Regions from separate parts of the Homo sapiens genome. Here region 2 is linked to region 1. A link is an interaction called in ENCODE POLR2A ChIA-PET data of the cell type or tissue named here. Cell type or tissue: Panc1. All regions are shown on one strand. Links, peaks and the distances in the headings refer to the core of each region. The heading gives the core; the rest is flanking DNA.

Evidence for each region. Peaks named below come from ENCODE experiments on the same cell type or tissue, not always from the same donor. Only the 100,000 strongest peaks of a DNase experiment are listed, where the experiment ranks them.
Region 2: POLR2A ChIA-PET joins it to region 1 with 16 read pairs; 3 of 35 experiments call an interaction of 5 or more read pairs at or near these places.

The regions. Positions count from the first base shown.
Region 1 is chr12:106,120,728-106,131,468 of GRCh38, forward strand. All of the region lies in intron 1 of NUAK1 (NUAK family kinase 1), which reads right to left. LOC124903007 (a long non-coding RNA gene) reads left to right here and starts at 2,991. Exons shown (of 2, transcript XR_007063442.1): 1 at 2,991-3,180; 2 at 3,786-4,003. RefSeq lists enhancers at 9,188-9,937, 9,938-10,687. In Panc1, for the core only: no CTCF peak of the experiment used is centred there; a DNase peak (open chromatin) is centred at 5,934; H3K4me3 peaks cover 508 bases; H3K27ac peaks cover 7,879 bases.
Region 2 is chr12:106,210,009-106,220,749 of GRCh38, forward strand. No RefSeq gene overlaps it. Among named protein-coding and RNA genes, the nearest start is that of CKAP4, 33 kb to the right of the region's middle. RefSeq lists an enhancer at 2,153-2,653. In Panc1, for the core only: a CTCF peak has its summit at 3,388; no DNase peak of the experiment used is centred there; H3K27me3 peaks cover 232 bases.

The DNA of each region.
Region 1 (10,741 bases), core at 991-8,990:
ATTTACAGGCAGCCTATGACGCAAGATAGCAAGAGGTCTCGGCCCAGGTCCAGTGCAATGGCTTCGGACACACCGGTCCCACAGGGGCGAGGATGGAGGAGGGGGCTCACCTTCCTGTAAGCAAGGTCCCATCTTGACCAGGCATGGATGGGGCCACCTTCAGGAGAGCAGACCCTTGAACTTCTGCTGTCAGCATGCTCTAGCCAGTGGCTCTCAGCCCTAGCAGTGCATTACAGTGACCTACGGGTCTGTTTAAAAATACTGATACCTGAGTTCCTTCCCCAGGCAGCCTCCTTTAGTTAGCCTGGGGTAAAGTCCAGACATCAGTGTTTTGAAAAGATCCCAGGTGATTCTCATGCTCAGCCAGGCCTGAGAACTAGCCACATAGCGGAAAGAACCCACAGCGGGGTCAGGCAGACCCGAGCTTTTAACTCCAATGCTCTCTTGCTTTCTTGAGCAGATCAGCCCTTCTGTCTGAGCATCGGTTTCTTTAACCCTAAAGTGAGGACGATCATCACTCCCCGTCACAGAGTTGCTGTGAAGACGGTACAAGATAATGTATGTAAACTGCATCACTTAGTGTATCTTGCAGAAGGCACACACAAGGTGGTTTCTAAATGTTAACCCCTCCTCATTTCACGCTTCTCTTTTCAAGGTTCTCCCACGTGGGTCAGGAGTTCGAAGCAGCTCTCAGTTCTAAGGGGTCTCCTGTCTTTCTAAGTGGTTAAAAAAGGGTGGGAGGCTGGGCGTGGTAGCCCACACCTGTAATCCCAGCACTTTGGGAGGCCAAGGCCAGCAGATCACTTGAGGCCAAGCATTCAAGACCACCCTGGCCAACAAGGCAAAACCCCATCTCTACTAAAAATACAAAAATTAGCTGGGCATGGTGGCGGGTGCCTGCAATCCCAGCTACTTGGGTGGCTGAGGCACTGGAAGCACTTGAACTCAGGAGGCAGAGGTTACAGTGTGCCGAGACTGTGCCACCACATTCCAGCCTGGGGTACAGAGCGAGACCCTGTCTCGGGAAAAAAAAAGGTGGGGGGGTGTGGGGAGGGAGGAACATCCCTCCTGAAAAGCAGGTATGAACAAGAGTGCTGACAGAACGGGTTGGTGGATCCCTACACACACAAAACACACACACATGCACACACCCCTACTGGGTGAAACAGCAAAACTATGTAAAAACTGAGTCACAAGTAGCAAAAGTGAGGAAAACCCAATCTTAAAGATTTTCTTTGCTTTTCTCATCTAGAAGAAAACCTATCTTGTGTGCGACACTTTCTCAGAAACTCTTTGCCTGTGCCTCTGTCTCCTCCATTAGACCAAGTGCAAGTCTTATGCCTGGGTGTACTACACAGGGCTGGTGCACAGTAGGCCCAAGGGAATGTCCATTGAACAGTTAAGCTCCTTGGGGGCAGGGGTGGATATTTGTAGACCAACAGTGCTCATAACATCCACACGTGGTAATCCCCTAAACAGGCATTTCATAAGTATACTGGAACTTTGATTCCAAGCAACTAGCAGAAAAGGATAAAAAGGCACACTGGGCATTCAGGAGGCAGCTGCCCCAAGTCCAGTGGCCATGAGCGGCAGTATCACAGCAGTTCAGGATTTTCAGATCTTACAAGGAGTGTAAACATGGGCAAGTGACTTAGTTTTCTGTGCCTGTTTATCCGCCTGAAAAATGGGGATGATAATGGTGTTCACCTCTTAGGGTTACCATGGGGATGAATTCAGGTCAGTGACTGACATGCTTAGACTATCGCCTGGCATGTAATTGCTGCTATGTAATTGTTTGCCATTATTATTACTCCATGATTGGATAACAAGAAAAGAAACCTCAAGTTTCAGGCCCAAATAGGAGCCCTCCATTTATCACAAGAGAAGGTATAGACGAGAGAAAATGGTGTGGTGTATCCCCAAATGAATACAGCAACTAGCTTCCCATTGTCCAGAGCTGTGTTCTCAAAATAAAGACCATGGACTTCCCCCATCACATTCACTTGAGTTGCTTGGTTAAAATGCAGAAGATACTCGGGTGTCCCCAAGTCCCACTCCAACCCTGTTGAATCAGAATCAGACTCTCTGAGGTCAGTGCCAAGGATGGTATATTTTAACAGGTGCACCTAGGAGATTCCCACATCCCTGAAAATTTAAGAGCCACTGGACTGAATAAGCTCCTCACCCAGAGGATCTGTTTGTTTGCTCATCACTATATACCCAGAGCCTCGCATAACGCCCAACCTGTAGTCCATGCTCGACAAATATCAGATGAATCCATTACATGGTTTCACCTCTAGAAGTATTTGTTCCATTTGTTTGAAGACTCACTATGTGTTAGGCTCATGCAAAGCAATGCTGATTCAGGCAATTTCATTCATTCTGAAAATCGTTACTGGGTGCTTAGTGCATACCAGGAACTGTTCTAGACACCGGAGATACAAAAAATGTGATGAACGAGGTTGCTCAGAGACATAATACTTTATAGATCATAATGTGTGCTATGGAGCTAATAAAGCAAGGTAAGGGGCCAAGTGTGTGCCATGTCCTCATTCAACCTAGTGTCTAGAGCAGCACTAGTCCTGCCCAGCAGAACTTTCTATGATAGTGGAAATGATCTATTCTGCAACATCCCATGATAGCCACTAGCCACATGGGGCTACTGGGCACTTGAAATGTGGCTGGTGCCACCGAGGGACTGAATGTTTTATTTAATTATAATTAATTTTAACTTTAATAGCCATATGTGCCCATATTAGACAGTGCAGGTCGAGAGGCAAAGAGGCAGATATGTGAGCTGGAAATTACAACAAAAGGCAACATGAGCTATGAGGAGGGGAAGACAGAGCACCATGTGCTATATCAAATGCCTCTCACCCAATTACCAGATGCCCTAATGTTCTCTGGCTCTGGGAATTGAAAGAACAAGGTCAGGTACGAGGCATTGTGCTTGGGCTGGAATTTTTATAGCCCATGATCAGTTGAAAATGGTATGCAGCCCGGCCAAGCCCCAGAGACTGCAGCTCAGGATCACACCACCATCTGCAAAGCCAGGCCACAGCTGCCAAAGAGATCTCTTTCCTCCCCGTCATTCTGCTGATGGTCATTTTGTCCTTGGCTACAACGTCCCACTGGGCCCGAGACACTGCAAGGATTTTATGAGATTTCTTTGCTTCAAGCGTAAGTACGAGTACAAGCCTCCTAAATTCCACCGGAAAATTGGTGGCTAATCCAAACATTTCATAAAATTAGAACTCATTGTGGGGCTGAATGGAATTCAGACTGTGCCGCCACCAGAGAAATGCAAAATATTCGTTATAATTTTTTCCTTCATGAGCTGTTTTAAGAAGCAAGTGCTTTTTCTGCTTGAAGCAAAGGGGTTGGGGGAAAGGAAGAGTTTTTGTTTTTGTTTTGTTTTCTCTGCGGTTTGCAAAAAGCATCACCAGATGAAAAAGTAAGGAATCCTGCCTGATTCCCTAATCCCTCAACTAGCAGGAATAATAATAAACCATCCCAATCTCAACTGTTCTTGCCTTTATAAAGACAGTATTTTTCCTGGAAAATGGGATTTTTTCCTGGAAAATTTGATTTTTGCTCCTTAATTTTTTCTTAGGCTTCAGCCCTAGAATTTTTATATCCTGGGATCTCATTAGCAGAGGAGATATTGCAATCATTCATGCATGCATGCACATCAGCAATATTAACTTGCCAAGCACTGTTCTAGGCACTTGGGGTACATCAGTAGGCAAAACTGATGAAAACCCCTGCCCTGGCTTGCCTTTTAGTAGGGGAAGGCAAACAGAAGAGAATTCAGCAACTGCCACTTTGAAACAATTTTGGGGCAAGACATGAAGATTCACAAAATGCAGTTTCTAGAAGCGGCTGGAATGTAAGCTGCAAGGAAGGGAGCAGAAACGTCATCTGTCTCACCATGGCTGTCTCCCTACCATCCAGAGTGGTATCTCACACAGAAAATGCAATCAATAAATATCTGTTAAATGGCCAGGTGTGGTGGCTCATGACTGTAACCCCAGCACTACAGGAGGCTGAGGCAGGTGGATCGCCTGAGGTTAGGAGTTTGAGACCAGCCTGTGCCCCGTCTCTACTAAAAATACAAAAATCAGCTAGGCATGGTGGTGCACACCTGTAGTCCCAGCTACTCGGGAGGTTGAGGCAGGAGAATCACTTGAACCCGGGAGGTGGAGGTTGCAATGAGCCGAGATCACGCCACTGCACTCCAGCCTGGGCGACAGAGCCAGACTCCATCTCAATAAATAAATAAATAAATAAATAAATAAATAAATAAATATCTGTTGAATGGATAATAAATTTTAAAACAAAAATCTGGCCCAGAGCGCTCATCTTACAGATAAGTTAGCTGAAGCCATGGAGGGGCATGTCTTGCCCAAGGTCACACAGCTTAAGTTGTGGCAGTGATGGAACCAGCAGCCAAGTCTCCCAACATACCTAGACTCATAACACTCCACAGCCATTTGACAAATATTTCTTGCATTCTGACTGTGTGCCAGGCACTGAACTAGGCACTGGGAGCATATAAATGAGTAAGACATAGAACGACTGGGATCATGAAATTAAGTTCTTCATATTGCTATTTTCCCAAGCACGGAGGCAACTTCTCTGTGCTTTAAGTCCGGCTCCAACAGTGGTTGTAATCATGAACCCTGAAGTCAGACGGTCCAGCCCTACATCCTGTGATCCTGGCTCTGTGACTTTGGGCAAGTCATTGGACTTCCTCTAAGCCTCTGCCTCCTCATCTATGAAATGAATGTGATAATAATACAGGTTCAAAGGCGAAAAAGCACGTAAATAGTTAGAATAGTGCCTGGCACACACTGATCACTCAATGATTCCTGCTATGAGGGTTGTTAAGGGAAAAATGCTCCCTCTGCTCTGGACCTTCCTACACAACCAAATAAGTGGAGATTTCCACTTCATTTTTCTCCTCTCCAGGATCTCTACTACCTGCTTCACGCCCACACACTCATTCATTTCCTCCCTCAGTGTTCCATTTGGTCCTGCCTGAAAAACAGATACCCACTAACCATGAGGATGATGAAAAATGAGGTTCTTCCCAGAGCAGCAAGCACATCACTGCCCTGTCTTTCCAGGCAAACACGTTCACGGCTGGGCTTTGAGCTCACCAGAGACACAGACCATTAGTCTCCCCCCTGCATGCCTTCTGCTAATGGAAGAAAGAGTTCACTATCAAATCTACTAAGAATCACACAAGGTAATTATCTTGCCTCAAGGACCACTGAGAGCTTCTAAGGTTTGCTGGCATCTGTCTTAATTGATACTGAGAAAGCCAAGGCTGCCTAACGGATGTGTTTGATAGAAAGTAATAAAATTCTGAGAGATTAAAGAAGAAAAATAAATACAACAAGAAATCAGTCTCCTTAAAAGGACCAGCAAGGAGGGATAAATGTGGACCACAAAGACTGAAGATCTTCAAATGTCAGGGTTAGATGCACATTCTAGAATCAAGAGGTGGGTGAACTCAACGGGGCAATATCTTACTCCCTGTTGCCTCCCCCAGTGCCTAGCACAGTGCTATTTGAATAAATATTTTTAAACCAGCTACCTGGGAGAGGCAGAAGGGAACACCTGCCACAAGAAAAAATGACAGAGATATTTCTACTCTTTCTTGGGAAGCAGTCTAGGCTCATAATTTCGAGCTCAGACAGACATGGGTTGTATTCCTGCCATCATCCCCAAGTTACAAACAGTGGGGCCCTGGGCCTCAGTTACCTCTGGGCAAAGTCAGGTGACAGCATCTATCTCATAGAATGGTTCTAAGAATTCAGTGAGATGACACAGGCAAATTACTCAGCACAGAGCCTGGCAAAGTGCTCAGTAAAGGTTAGCTTTATTTGTTCATCTTCAAGGATGAAATAGTAGTAAACATATGAGTCAATTCTTCCCTCTAAGTGAGACTGCAAAAACAGCCCTTCCCCTGGGGACAGGGCTCTCTTAAGTCTTTTCCTCATCCCTGGAATCTTGCCTCTAGCCTACCTGTCATCCAGGATCAAGAAGCCAAGCTCTCCTGGGTGCTCAATGTGCCCAATCACTGCTAAAGCCTTGGGAAGAATAAGTGGTGTCCACAGGGAGATCCTGAGAGCAGAGGCAGCCAGGAGCCTCTGGCCTCACTGGGACCAAAAGCAAAGCCCCTTTAAAGTCTAAGCATCTAAGGAATGAGCAAAGATTCCTCTGAGCTGCCCAGCAGAACATGAGCTTACCCTCCTCTGAATCACAAATAATAACAAATAACACTGCTTGACAAGTGGCTTCATGTCAGGCACTGTTCTCAGAGTGTGTGTGGTCCATGAGTCCTTGTGACAACCTAGGAGTTAAGTTCTATTACCAACCCATTTTACAGATGAGAAAACTGAGAGGTTCTTTGAGGATGAGCATTTTCTTTTTATTTTCTTTTATTTGAGACAAGTTCTTGCTCTGTTGCCCAGGCTGGAGTGCAGTGGTGTGATCGTAGATCACTGTGGCCTCCAACTCCTGGGCTCAAGCAATCCTCCCATCTTGGCCCCCCAAGTAGCCAGGACTACAGACGCAGGCCACTATGCCCAGCTAACTTTTCAATTTTTTTGTAGAGATGAGGGAGTCTCACTGTGTTGACCAGGCTGATCTAGAGCTCCTGGCCTCAAGTGATCCCCCTGCCTCCCAAAGTGTAGGATTACAGGCAGAAGCAACCACACCCAGCATGGGTGAACATTTTCTGTCTCACATAGAGTCTAGTTCAGAAGCCACCTCATACACGTGTTTCAGAAAGCCTTGGCTGCCTTGAGCTGAATAGAATGTATTTGCATCCCACAGAACCAGAGAGCAGGGAAGGCGAGCAGACCTCCCTAAACATAGGCTGACAGTCTACACAGGGAGACTCTCCGTACACTTGCAAAGTGTGTATGAGAATTGAAGATACTTCCTGCTTTCCCCAGCAAGGAGCCCTTCTGCCAAAAAACAAGCAATAGGAAATGCAGCCTTTCAGTGAATCCTAGGATTCTCTTCCTACGAGCTGGAAGGGACCCTTAAGGACATTTTTGTCTCAGGCCCTCAATTTACAAGTGAAGCAAGTGTGCTCGACACAGCAGCACCTACTGTGTGCAATGCCCCGTGCCCAGGCTGCTGCAGGGACAGACAGGACCAAGACCCCATCCTGCCTTTCCAAAGAGGCCTCCTTCCAAAACTTAGATTTATGGACCATTCACTGTGGGCGACACACTTTTCTAAGAACTCGACATACAATTTGTTAACACTGCAACTCCCATTTCACAGACGAAGAAACCGAGTCACAGTTGATTATCTCAAGGTTACATTGGAGGTTCATGTTCTTTCAAACCCAGGAAGCCTAGCTCCAAATTCTCTCTTTTCTTTTTCTTTTTTTTTTTTTTTGACACAGAGACTCGTTCTGTTGCCTAGGCTGGAGTGCAATTGTGCAATCTTCTCTCACTGCAACCTCCGCCTCCCGGGTTCAAGCGATTCTCCTGCCTCAGCCTACTGAGTAGTTGGGATTACTGGTGTGCGCCACTGTGCCCAGCCAATTTTGTATTTTTAGTAGAGACAGGGTTTTGCCATGTTGTTCAGGCTGGTCTTGAACTCCTAACCTCAAATAATCCACCCACCTCGGCCTCTCAAAGTGCTGGGATTTACAGGAATGAGCCACCACTCCCGCTTCCCTTTTTGATGTATAGATTGGACGGTCCACTTCCCTTCCATGATCCTGTAGAAGACTGGGACATGAGTGACCTCTGGCAGTTGGGGTGAACCACTCGTGAGCTGAGCCCAGTTCATAGTGAAATGGCAGCAGCCAGCAAGGCTTCGTTTGAACCTGCTGCAATCAAGCACCTTTGTGGCCCGTGAGCCTGACACAGACAAAAGTGAATGGGGTCCCGCTGGAGATAACTAAGAGAAGCAGCTGCTACCTTTTTTAAACAGGGAAATTGCCCTTCAGCCAAACAGACGAAAGTTGAGCCCTAAGCCACTCACCATTCCCCGCCCTTCCAGGGAAGGAGCTAACACCTACCACAGCCTCCACTTAGCGCCTTCCCCCTGGAGATCTCCATATCTCTAATAAAAGTAAGGGAAGTGGAATTCTTTTCTCAAATTTAAAAGGCAAATCATGATGGTGTTTTTTCAAGACATACATTAACTCCGCACCCCAGCCGGTTTGCAATACTTAAAGTACTTGATTTACAACCCAGAAAAAAATGTTTTGAAAACCTTGCAGATGCATTTTGCATCTAAACCTTGCACACTCTGCAGAGCTGATTACCTGGGCTTCTCAGATGGAGGGCTGGACTCTGAACGAAGCCAGGCCAGTGTGAGAGCAGCCTGAGGAGGCTGCTGAGCTCTGAAAAACTACCCGCCTGGAGCAGCCTCCAAGAGTGGGAAATGGGTTTGGGATGGGCTTGAGCCACCTCTCCAGCTGCTGTCACTGAGAAGCACCTGGCAATGCTGTGCATACAATGCTAAGGGGAAGCGTGACCCAGAGAAGGAGGAGGATGGAGCCCCAGGGCCTTCCCTGCTGACTCCCGCCTTCACAGACCTCTCCCTTCTCAGGATTGCTGGTGCTTCTTCCCGCAATTGTTCATTCAATCATTCATTCATTCTTACTGAGCACCCACTAGATGCCTAGCACTGGGCTACAGGCTGGGCTGCAGTGACGAGTGAGACAGACAGCAGCCCTGCTGCCTTTCTAATAGACAAGGAAGAATGGAGCCTACAAATAGTCCAACACACACTCTCCATGTGCTCACAAGGACACGAGACACGGGGCTGAAACAAAGAAGTAAGGAAGTGGTGGTCTGAAGACCCATGCATGAGCCTTGAAGGACATGGTAAATTCAGACTTTGGGTCCCATGCAACCATGGGAGGATTTTAAGCATGGAGAGCCATGAGCCAAGATAAGAAGGTCACTGGGTACTCCACCCTAGTACTTCTCCCTGAAACAGTAATATTACCTCTAGTTTTCAAGAGCCTACTATGCACCAGGCTCTGTGCTGGAAGCTTCCAAATCCTATTTCTGATGGCAATCTCACTTGGTAGGATATTTTGCACTTGGTAGGATACTTCATAGCTGCATTTTCCAGATGAGTAAACAGAAGCCAGAGAAAATGAGCAGCTTGCCTGGGACCATCTAGCTCCTGGGTAGCAGGACAGAATTTGAACCCAAGTCTGTCTGATTCGACAGCTGGGATTTCTTCCTCCACACCTCATTCCTTTTTTTTTTCTCTCTCTCTGTGAGACGGAGTCTGCCTCCGTCACCCAGACTGGAGTGCAGTGGCGCGATCCTGACTCACTGCAACCTCCGCCTCACAGGTTCAAGCGATTCTCCTGCCTCAGCCTCCCGAGTAGCTGGGATTACAGGCATGCGCCACCACGCCTGGCTAATTTTTGTACTTTTAGTAGAGACGGGGTTTCACCATGTTGGCCAGGCTGGTCTCAAACTCCCAACCTCCGGTGATCCACCCACTTCGGCCTCCCCAAGTCCTGGGACTGCAGGCGTGAACCACCGTGCCCAGCCTCGACACCTCATTTCTATACTCAGATTATTGCATTGTTCTCAGATTATTCCAGATGTCTGAATCTAATAGCCCCAACTAAATTCTAGGTATCTCAATGGCAGGACTTGTAATATCCTCCTCTGAAAGTCCCTATGGTGCTGGACACATTGTTAAGCACACATTAAATACATCTATCTGGTTTATTGCTAGATTGAAAAGAAGAGCAGGTGTGTTGAGCCCCAATGTGGGGATGTTAGGTCTTTCTTATGGGGAAGCTTCAGCCACAGAGTATTGACAAGTGGTAGCTAAGAGGAAGAAGAAAGCAAGCTACCACCAGGGCTGCCAAGCAGGGATGTGCAGATCATACATGCACAAGGCACCAGCCGATGGGCAGGTGAATGGGCCCCAGCCCGCGTCGTTCTCACAGAGCCGCTAGTAGGAGAGGGGCTGCTTCTGGCCAGGACAGAAGCCTTTTCATATGTATCCACCTGGAGGAGGCCTTTTTTTAATTTGCACAAAGGTGCCTTGTAGAGTAGCAATCGCCCTGGCTGCATCTATTGTGTACCTACTGTGTGCCAGGCACCAGGCAAAAGGCTTAGCTATGTCACCTCGGTGCTTCCTCTCAACAATCCATAAAAGAAGAACTATTGTGAGCCCTAGCAAAGAACCCAGAGGTTAAAAATTAGTCACTAGCCCAAGGTCACACAGCTCTCAAGGGGTGGGCTGGCATACAGACACAGGCAGCCTGGCCCTGGGGCTCTCTATGTTGACCATGGTTGGCAGGAGATTGTCTTCGCTTCTTTCACAAAATGAGCATGAGATTTCTGTGGAACCAGAGGTTGGAATCTTAGAGGCCTGAGAGATAGAGGCTTCCACCCCTTTCCCACTCTCCACCCTGAGCCCCCCCCTTTTTAAGTTATTACCAGCTTTATTGAGATGTAATTCACATATCATATAATTCACCCATTTAAAGTGCACAATTCAGGGGTTTTTAGTATATTCGGAGGGGTGCAACCATCATCACAATTTTAGAACATTTTCAGCACCCCCCAGAAAACTCCACACCCATTAGCAGCTACTCCCAATTTACTCCCAACCCCACCCGCAGGCCCACTCATCTACGCTGTCTCTATGGATTTGTCTCTTGTGGACATTACATACAAATGGAATCATACAATCTGTGGTCTTTTGTGTCTGGCTTCTTTCA
Region 2 (10,741 bases), core at 1,109-9,108, 89 kb after region 1:
GTCCAGAGCTGAGTTCAAGCCCTGAATATGCTTGTTAATTTTCTGTCTCATTGATCTGTCTAATATTGACAGTGGGGTGTTAAAGTCTCCCACTATTACTGTGTGGGAGTCTAAGTCTCTGCAGGTCTCTAAGAACTTGCTTTATGAATCTGGGTACTCTTGTATTGGGTGCATATGTATTTAGGATAGTTATCTCTTCTTGCTGTATTGATCCCTTTACCATTATGTAATGCCCTTGTCTCTTTTGATCTTTGTTGGTTTAAAGTCTGTTTTATCAGAGATTAGGATTGCGACTCCTGCTTTTTTTTTCTTTCCAATTGCTTGGCAAATATTCCTCCATCCCTTTATTTTGACCCTATGTGTGTCTCTGCACGTGAGATGGGTCTCCTGAATACTGATGGGGCTTCACTCTTTATCCGATTTGTCAGTCTGTGTCTTTTAATTGGGGCATTTAGCCCATTTACATTTAAGGTTAATATTGTTATGTGTGAATTTGATCCTGTCATTATGATGCTAGCTGGTTGTTTTGCCCATTAGTTAATGCGGTTTCTTCATAGTGTCGATGTTCTTTACAATTTGGTATGTTTTTGCAGTGGCTGGTATTGGTTGTTCCTTTCCATGTTTGGTGGTTCCTTCAAGAGCTCTCGTAAGGCAGGTCTGGTGGTGACAAAATCCCTCAGCATTTGCTTGTCTGTAAAGGATTTTATTTCTCCTTCGCTTATGAAGCTTAGTTTGGCTTGCTATGAAATTCTGGGTTGAAAATTCTTTTCTTTGAGAACGTTGAATATTGGCCCCCACTCTCTTCTGGCTTGCAAGGTTTCTGCAGAGAGATCCACTGTTAGTCTGATGGGCTTCCCTTTGTGGGTAACCTGACCTTCTCTTTGGCTGCCCTTAACACTTTTTCCTTCATTTCAACTTTGGTGAATCTGATGATTACGTGTCTTGGGGTTGCCCTTCTTGAGGAGTATCTTTGTGGTGTTCTCTGTATTTCCTGAATTTGAATGTTCGCCTGTCTTGCTAGGTCGGGGAAGTTCTCCTGGATAATATCCTGAAGAGTGTTTTCCAACTTGGTTCCATTTTCCCTGTCACTTTCAGGTACACCAATCAAATGTAGATTTGGTCTATTCACATAGTCCCATATTTCTTGGAGGCTTTGTTCATTCCTTTTTATTCTTTTTTCTCTAATCTTGTTTTCTCTATTTCATTAAGTTGATCATCAATCTCTGATATCCTTTCTTCCACTTGATTGATTCAGCTATTGATACTTGTGTATTCTTCACAAAGTTCTCATGCTGTGTTTGTCAACTCCATCAGGTCATTTTTGTTCTTCTCTACATCGGTTATTCTAGTTAGCAATTTAACTATCCTTTTTTCAAGGTTCTTAGCTTCCTTGCATTGGGTTAAAACATGCTCCTTTAGCTCCGAGGAGTTTGTTCTTACCCACCTGCTGAAGCCTACTTCTGTCAGTTCATCAAACTCATTCCCCATCCAGTTTTGTTCCCTTGCTGGTGAGGAGTTGTGATCGTTTGGAGGAGGACAGGTGTTCTGGTTTTGGGAATTTTCAGCCTTCTTGCGCTGGTGTTTCCCCATCTTTGTGGATTTCTCTACCTTTGGTCTTTGATGTTGGTGACCTTAGGATGGGGTATTTGAGTGGACTTGCTAATCCTTTCTGTTTGTTTCTTTTCCTTCTAACAGTCATGCCCCTCTGCTGCCAGTCTGCTGGAGTTTGCTGGAGGTCCACTCCTGGCCCTGTTTGCCTGAGTATCACCAGCGGAGGCTGCAGAGCAGCAAAGATTGCTGCCTGTTCTTTCCTCTGGAAGTTTCGACCCAGAGGGGCACCTGCCAGATGCCAATCAGAGCTCTCCTGTATGAGGTGTCTGTTGGCCCCTACTGTGAGGTGTCTCCCAGTCAGTATACACAGGGGTCAGGGACCCACTTGAGGAGGCAGACTGACCCTTGGCAGAGCTTGAACGCTGTGCTGGGAGGTCCACTGCTCCCTTCAGAGCTGTTAGGCAGGGATGTTTAAATCTGCTATAAGCCCCTGACTGGGGCTGCTGCCTTCTTTACAGCAATGCCCTGTCCAGACAGGAGAAATCTGGCTGGCTGGCCACAGCTGTCTTGCTGAGCTGCCGTGGGCTCTGCCCAGTTCGAACTTCCCAGCGGCTTTGTTTACACTGTGACCGTAAAACCACCTACTCAAGCCTCAGCAATGGCGCATGCCGCTCCCCCCACCAAGCTCAAAAGTCCCAGGTGGATCTCAGATTGCTTCTGTGCTGGCAGTGAGAATTTCAAGCCAGTGGATCTTAGTTTCCTGGGCTCCATGGGGGTGGGACCCACCGAGCCAGACCACTTGGCTCCCTTGCTTCAGTACCCCTTTCCAGGGGAGTGAACAGTTCTGTCTTACTGGCATTCCAGGTGCCACTGGGGCATGGAAAAAAAGAGCTCCTGCAGCTAGTTCGGTGTCTGCCCAATTGGCCACCCAGTTTTGTGCTTGAAACCCAGGGTCCTGGTGGGGTAGGCACCGGAGGGGAATCTCCTGATTTGTGGTTGTGAAGACCGTGGGACAAGTGCAGTATCTGTGCCAGAGATCCTCAGGCTCAGAGATCCTCAGGCTCAGACCCTCACGGCTTCCCTTGGGTAGGGGAGAAAATTCCCCGACCCTTTGCACTTCCCAGGTGAGGCAATGCCCCACCCTGCTTCAGCTCACCCTCCATGGGCTGCACCCACTGTCCAACCAGTCCCAGTGAAATGAAGCACGTACCTCAGTTGGAAATGCAGAAATCACCCACCTTCTGCGTCCATCTCACTGGGAGCTGCAGACCGGTGCTGTTCCTATTCAGCCATCTTGAATCCCCTCTGAATGTTATTGAATTAACTTAGCCTTGCAGGTAAATCAAAAGGAACAGTAGAATTTTCTCCTATCAGAAAAGTGTGTTATGAGTCCTCCCCCTTTACCACAGTCATGAAGAACGTGGGCTTTGACATCAGACAGACCTCATTTTGCACCCTGGTTTCACTGCTTTCTTGGGCAAATTATTTAATCTCCCTTAGTCTTGGTCTTCTTAGTTGTAAAAACGAGCTAAGAATTGCCCCCACTGTATTGTGTTCCGGGAATGATTCCGTGAAGTAAGGCCTTTTACCACTTAACCATAGTCTTTGCATAAAGCAAACTCAATATATGGTTTCTACAATTTTTCATTTGGTCCTTCCAACACCCTCTGGGCTTAGAATTTTATCTCATTGCTTCCTCTCCAAAAAGGCTATGATGTGCATTGCAAGAATCCCTCAAAAGTTCACCTTCAAATCCTAGTGCAGTGGAAAAACAGGGGGTCCTAAGCTAGGATTCAAATCCCATCTCAGCCACTGTCTTTTCCATTTAAAGCAAGTCCCCTCTGTTCTCACCACATGACTGAAAGAACTGCCTTTCAAAGAAGCCAATAGTAGACAAAATAATGGCCCTCTCACGCTGCAAGATGTACACATCCTGATCCCTGAAGCCTGTGAATATGTTGCCTTACATGGCAAAGAGGACTTTGCATGTGTGATTAAGTTAAAGTCTTGAGAAGGGGACATTATTCTGGGTTATCCAGGTGGGCCCAAGGGTCCAAGGATCCTCATGAGGGTCCTTAAAAGAGTCAGAAAGGGATTTTCAAAGAGAAAAGCAAAGTGTCAGAGGGACTCCAGGTTGATCTGAAGATACTGCACTGCCAGCTCTGAGGGGGGCCAAGGAATGCGGGTGACTCTAGGAGCTGGAAAACACAAGGAAACAGATTCTCCACTAGAGCCTCCAGAAGGAATGCAGCCCTACCAACGCCTTGATTTCAGCCCAGTGAGACGATCTTGAACTCTGACTTCCAGAACTGTGAGAGAATAAAATTTGTGTTGATGTAAGGCACTAAGTTTGTGATAATTAGTCACAGCAGCCAGAGGAAACTGATACAAGGCTGTTCTGTGAAAGGTCTTTAAAAGTCACTCTCAGCCGGGTGCGGTGGTTCACCCCTGTAATCCCAGCACTTTAGGAGGCCGAGGTGGGCAGATCTCAAGGTCAGGAGTTCCAGACCAGCCTTACCAACATAGTGAAACCCCATCTCTACTATAAATACAAAAATTAGCCAGGCGTGGCCGGGTGCGCGGCCTGTAATCCCAGCTACTCAGGGGGCTGAGGCAGGAGAATTGCTTGAAGCTGGGAGGCAGAGGTTGCAGTGAGCAGAGATCATGCCACTGCACTCCAGCCTGGGTGACAGAGCAAGACTCCGTCTCCAAAAAAAAAAAAAGTCACTCTCTGGCCGGGAGCAGTGGCTCACACCTGTAATCCCAGCACTTTGGGAGGCCGAGGCGGGCAAATGACTTGAGGTCAGGAGTTCGAGACCACGCTGGCTAACATAATGAAACCTCATCTTTACTAAAAATACAAAAATTAGCCAGGCATGGTGGTGGGCGCCCATAATCCCAGCTACATGGGAGGCTGACAGGCAGGAGAATTGCTTGAACCCAGGAGGCAGAGGTTGCAGTGAGCCAAGATCATGCCACTGCACTTTAGCCTGGGTAACAGAGACTCTGTCTCAAAAAAAAAAAAAGTCACACTCTGCCTGCTTGCTTTCTCTCTCTCTCTCTCACACACACACACACACCCCATAGCTACTGCTAACATTTAAGGTGAGTGACTCGGCAGGTCAGCTGGTAGTCCATGCTCTAGCAGAGGGGAGCAGTGTAAACCCAAGACTTCACTACCCAGAGGTCAAGGGTCCCTGAAACTTCATTAGACGAGACCCAGCTGTCACAGAAACTAAACTGGGAGCTTCCCATTCACAGCTCCCTGGGAGATCCAGAGCCTGGAGAAGGTCAAGGAATTTCCAATCTTTCCAACAAACACTTATTATGCTTTCCACCCTTACTCAGAACCAAAGATTTTGTCCCAACCAGATCCATCCTGGCAGAAACGCACCATCCGCAGGAATTTAGCACAGCCGTGGCTATTTTGCATCCAACATGAAGAATACTAAGGAAAAAAAAGCCAGCCTTCTTCCAGTGGTCGCTGACAGCATTTCGCTCCATCGTCTGTAATTACCCTGTGTTATTGTTGGTGTCTTGTGTTTTTTTCCCCCATAAACAATGCAATTTGCCTTTGCTTTCTGAGAAAGTTCCTTGGAGAAAGTGCAAAAAAAAATGTTTTTCGGGATCCCTCCCTGTTGTTTCAAACTGCTTGGCTCCAGATTTTTCTGCGGAAAAGTTCCATAAACATTCTACCATGCGGAGAGCTCTTGCCTGGCATGAGGAGCATTGATTTTGGCAGCCAGACGTGTAGCCAGGAGCACACCTGCTAAAGGTAGCCCTCTCCCGTGCTCTGCAAAAGCTGAGGTTAGGTGGGGAAGTGGGCCATTGCAGGTGGCCAGGGCAGAGATGGGAGCCAGGGGCTAAGGCTGGGGCTGGGGCAAAGCTTAATAGGACACACCTGTTGGAAACAGCATCACAAGGGAGCCCTCAAGTCAGCTGGGCACTTTTCAAGACCATGTGCTGTGAAAACGCAGCCCAAGATATAGTGATAATAAAAGGGGGAGAGACTTGTGCAAGGAGAAGGGAGGGTGGGTTGGTGGAAGCCAGTGGAGATGGAAAAAGAAGAATGGAGAGAAAGGAGAGGACAGGAGAGGAGGGGAGGGGAGGGGAGAGGAGGGGAGGTTGAGAAAGAAACTATTAGTGTTGGGGGTATACATATTATTGTTTAGAATTTATGGCTGGGAGAAAGATACACGCGCGCGCAGGCGCGCGCGCGCACACACACACACACACACACACACACCCCTTAAATGCTGACAAATCCTGAGAGATCAGTGTTGTGTGTAGCTCACTTCAGCTCAAGGTCTTCTCTTTTCTGGGACACTTAAGATGCGGGGGTCTCCCTCTTCCTAGCTCACCCTCCATGGCTGAGTCCCCCAGGCTCAGTGGAAAGACTGCTGGATTCAGGACAGTGAGGAGCTGCTCCCTAGCCTCTTGCTTTTTCTTTCCTTCTGCAGCCCCCTCCTAATGAACAGAGGCCCAGGCAAATGGTACCCTGGAGAAGTAAAACCCAAGTCCCAAGCAAGCCTCTAAGCACCAAAATGTGCCCACTGGAGTAGGCTAACCAGACCACATGGAGGAAGCTGCCAGACTGAGAGTGTTATATACCCCGCTAAGGGTCTGAGACCTCAGCTACATGGTAGGTGACAGGTAGCCAGGGAGAGATGCAGGAAAGGAACATGTTAGAATAATGAAGCTGGTAATCTTTGGCTGAGTGGATTAGAGACAGAGAAGAGGAAAAAGTGTGAAAAACAGGAGAATTTTGTGGTTTTTCTATAATGAAAGGAAAAGAATGACAAAAGGAAGGGTTAGAAGTAGTGGCTTTATGAAAACAGACTGATTGGCTTTATCTTTCTCATTTTCATGCTAGAAAACACAGAAAAGGATAGCAAAAATAAAAGTGATGCATAATCCTCCCATCAAGAAATATTTTTGTTAACAGCTTTCCTCAAGTACAACTGGCAGACAATAAAGGGCGTATGTTTCAGGTGTAGAATTTAGTCAGTTCTGACATATGTCTACACCCATGAAATCAGCACCACAATAATACAATGACCATGTCTGTCTCTCCCGAAAATTTTCTCCTACTCTCTTGGAATCCCTCCTTTCCACCCCTTTGCATTTTATCTTCCATGGTGGTTTATTAGCTATAACTTTGGTTTGCAATTTTGGTGGATTTTCTAGGGTTCATAACATACATCTTTTTTACTATTATACTTTAAGTTCTGGGGTACATGTGCAGAGCATGCAGGTTTGTTACAAAGGTATACACGTGCCATGATGGTTTGCTGCACCCATCAACCCGTCATCTACATTAGGTATTTCTCCTAGTGCTCTCCCTCCCCTTGCCCCCAACCCCCCGACAGGCCCTGGTGTGTGATGTATAACATACATCTTTAACTCACAGTCTACCTTCAAGTATATAATGCTGCTTCACATCTAAGAATTGTACAACTATCCTATTTTGCAATTCCTCCCTTTCTGTGTTCTCGTTCTCATATATTTTATTTCTATACATGTTATAAGCTCCACAATAGTTTGTTACTTTGTAAATTTAAAGTCAATTATAGTTTACAGAATTTAAATAATGAGAATTTTTACTCAACATAATTAACAATTCTGAGGCTCTTCATTCTCTTACATAGATTCAAATGTCTACCTAGTAGCATTTTGCTTCTGTCTGGAAGACTTCCTTTAATATTTCTTTTTCTTTTTCTTTCTTTTTTTTTTTTTTTTGAAGCAGGGTCTCACTCTATTGCCCAGGCTGGAGTACAGTGCTGTGATCATGGCTCACTACAGCCTCTACCTCCTGGGCTCAAGATCCTCCCACCTCAGCCTCCCAAGTAGCTGAGACCACAGGTGCATGCCACCATGCCTGAGTAATTTTTGTTTTTTTGTTTTGTTTTGTTTTGTTTTTAGAGATGGGGTTTCGCCATCTTGCTGAGGCTGGTCTTGAACTCCTGGGCTCAAGCCATCCTCCTGCCTTTGCATCCCAAAACACCGGGATTACAAGTGTGTGAGCCAGTACACCCAGCCTAATATTTCTTAGTACAAATTGGCTGGTGATATTAATAAATTCTTTCAGCTTTATTTTGCCTTCATTTTTGAAATGAGTTGACGGTTTTTCTGTCAATATTTTAGATATATTGCCCAATTTTCTTCTACCTTACATCATTTCCAACAAGATATCTGCCGTCTTCTCTTTGGTAGAAAATGTGTTTTTCTCCCTCTGGTTGCTTTTAATATTCTCTACTTGTGACCTGTTTTAAGCAATTGAATCATGATGTATCTTAGTGTAATTTTCTTCATGTTTCTTGGGATTAGCAAGCATCTTGGATCTGTGGGTTTATATCTTTCATCACATTTGAAAAATGTCTGCCATTATTTCTTCAAATATTTTCCTGCTCTCCCCTCTGCTTCAGAGATTCCAATTACATGTATATTTGGCTACTTGCAGTTTTGCCACAGCTCACTAATGCTGTTCGTTCTGGGTTTTTTTCAATGTTTCATTTCCAGTAATTTCCACTGTTATGTCTTCAAGTTTATTAATCTTTTTTCTCAAATGTTTAACCTGCCATTAGTACCATCTTGAACATCATTGTTTTCACCTCTAGAAGTTTGACTTGGGTCATTTTTATAACTTCCATATCTCTACTTACCATGTTCAATATTTCCTCTAGCTTCTAGAACACATGGAATACATTTATAATAATTATTTTAACATCCTTGCCTATAGCTCTTAACATCTGTGTCACTCCTAGGTCAGTTCTAATTGATTGAATTTTCTCTTCATTATGGGTTGCATTTTGCTGATGTTTTGCATCAGCCTAACATTGTGAAATTTACCTTTTTGGGTAAAATTTTGTACAGTTTTTGTATTATTATAAATATTCTCGAACTTTGTTCTTGGACAGTGTGAAGTTACCCGGAGACAGTATGATGTTTTCAAGTCTTGCTGTTAAACTTTATTGAGCAGGACCAGAGCAGTTTTGTTTGAGGCTAATTTTCCCTACATCTGAGTCCTCTGCCTAATGTACTGTGAAGTATGAGGTTTTGAGGTTTTCACTTTTACTGGTGGGAACAGAATCCTAACCCTATGTGAGCTCTGAGAATTATGGCCTTTCGTTCTTTGTTTGTTTGTTTGTTTGTTTTTGAGATAGAGTTTCACTCTATCACCCAGGCTGGAGTGCAGCAGTGCGATCTTGGCTCACTGCAACCTCTGCCTCCCGCATTCAGGTGATTCTCTTGCCTCAGCCTCTCGAGTAGCTGGGATTACAGGTGCATGCCATCATGCCTGGCTAATTTTTGTATTTTTAGTAGAGACAGGGTCTCACCATGTTGGCCAGGCTGGTCTTGAACTCCTCACTTCAAGTGATCTGCCCACCTCAGCCTCCCAAAGTGCTGGGATTACAGGCGTGAGCCACTGCGCCCAGACTCTCATCCTTTTAAGTCATTCTTTCTCCAGCCTTGGATAGTTTTCTAAAACACATGTGCTGATGGGTACTCTATTGAAGATTGGAGGGAGACCATCTGCAGATCTCAGAGTTCTATCTCCTCTGCAGTTCTCTGTCCTGTAACCTCTAGCCATGTTGGCCTCACCAGGCTCCTGGCTTTGCCTCTTCAACTCAGGGAGACTGCCAGAATCCACCTGGGATCTCCCTCCCTGCACCACAGCCTGGGTTGCCCAACTCTCCTCAGTTGGGCAACATATTCCTCTCCAGGCAACAAGCTAGGGCAGCTATAGCACTCATTTCATTTGCTTCTCTTCTCTCAAAGATCGCTGTCCTTCATTGCCTAGTGATCAGTATCTTGAGAATCATTGTTTCATATATTTGATCCAATTTCTTACTTTTTTCAGAAGAGTGGGTAAATCCCCTGCTGTTATTCCACCTTGGCCAGAAGTAGAAGTCAAAATATGAGTTTTTCATTTATTTTCTTAGGGAATTTTCTGGCATACACTCGTCTGTGTTACATATATATAATGTATATATATGTATATATACACACACAAATCTTTACTGGGTGCTTGCTATGTGCAAGGCACTATAGTAGTGCTGGGGATAGAGCTCTCATCAAGACAGACACAACTTACAGCCTAGTAGATGAACTAGGCAAACACGTAACTATATAATTACCACAGTTCATCAAATCTAAGATGCCATTGCTCATAAATTGCACCATTAGTTTATATGCCACTAAAAAAAACACTACCAATGATACTTCTGAGATGCCTTCAATTATAAGATGCATCCCAACTTCAGAGATGTTAGGTGTTTAGAAACATATACACATATCAGAAAGTCAAGGAAATATAGTAATAATTAATTGCAATTTTGATGAGAGCTGAGATAGAGAAATCCAGAATGCCAGCAGGCCACGTATTAGAAAAACCTGACTTAGCCTGGAGAGGCAAGGAAGCCTTATTCACATGCAGCATTTCAGCTGAGATCAAAAAGATGACCTGGTGTTAGCCAAGTGAAGGTGGGTAATAGGAAGGGCATTCTAGGCAGAGGGACTAGGTTGTGCCAAGATGCCAAGGTGGTAAGCAGTTTTGCATTGGTGGGGAACTGAAAGTGCTTCTAGTGAAAACTGAGGGACTGCAATGTGATTTTTAACTTTACCGTCAGAGCAACACAAGCCAGACTGTAAACAAAGGAATGATACACAGTCGTGTATCACTTAACAATGGAGACAAATCCTGAGAAATGTGATGTGTGGTTAGGTGATTTTGTCATTGTGAGAATATCACAGAGTTCATACACAAACCTAGACAGCATAGCCTACTACACACCCAGGCTATATGTTATGGCCCATTGCTCCTAGACTGCAACCTATACAGCATGGGACTGTCCTGAATACTGTAGGCAATTGTAACAGAATGGGAAGTATTTCTGTATCAACATATGTAAACATAGAAAAGGGACAGTAAAAATATGGTATTATAATCCTGCAGGATCAACATCGTATATGCAGTTCATCACAGACTGAAATGTCATTAAGTGGCAAATGACCGTAAGTAAATTTGTCCTGTTGAAACATCACTCCGGCTTCTGTGTGACGGGTGGACTGGGAGAAGCACAGACACTGGTTAAGAGGCAATTACGAGAGTCTGGGAAAGACAGAATGATGGTTTGGACAAGAGTCATGGCAGTGGAAATCAGGAAAAGTTCCCGGGAGATATTTATAG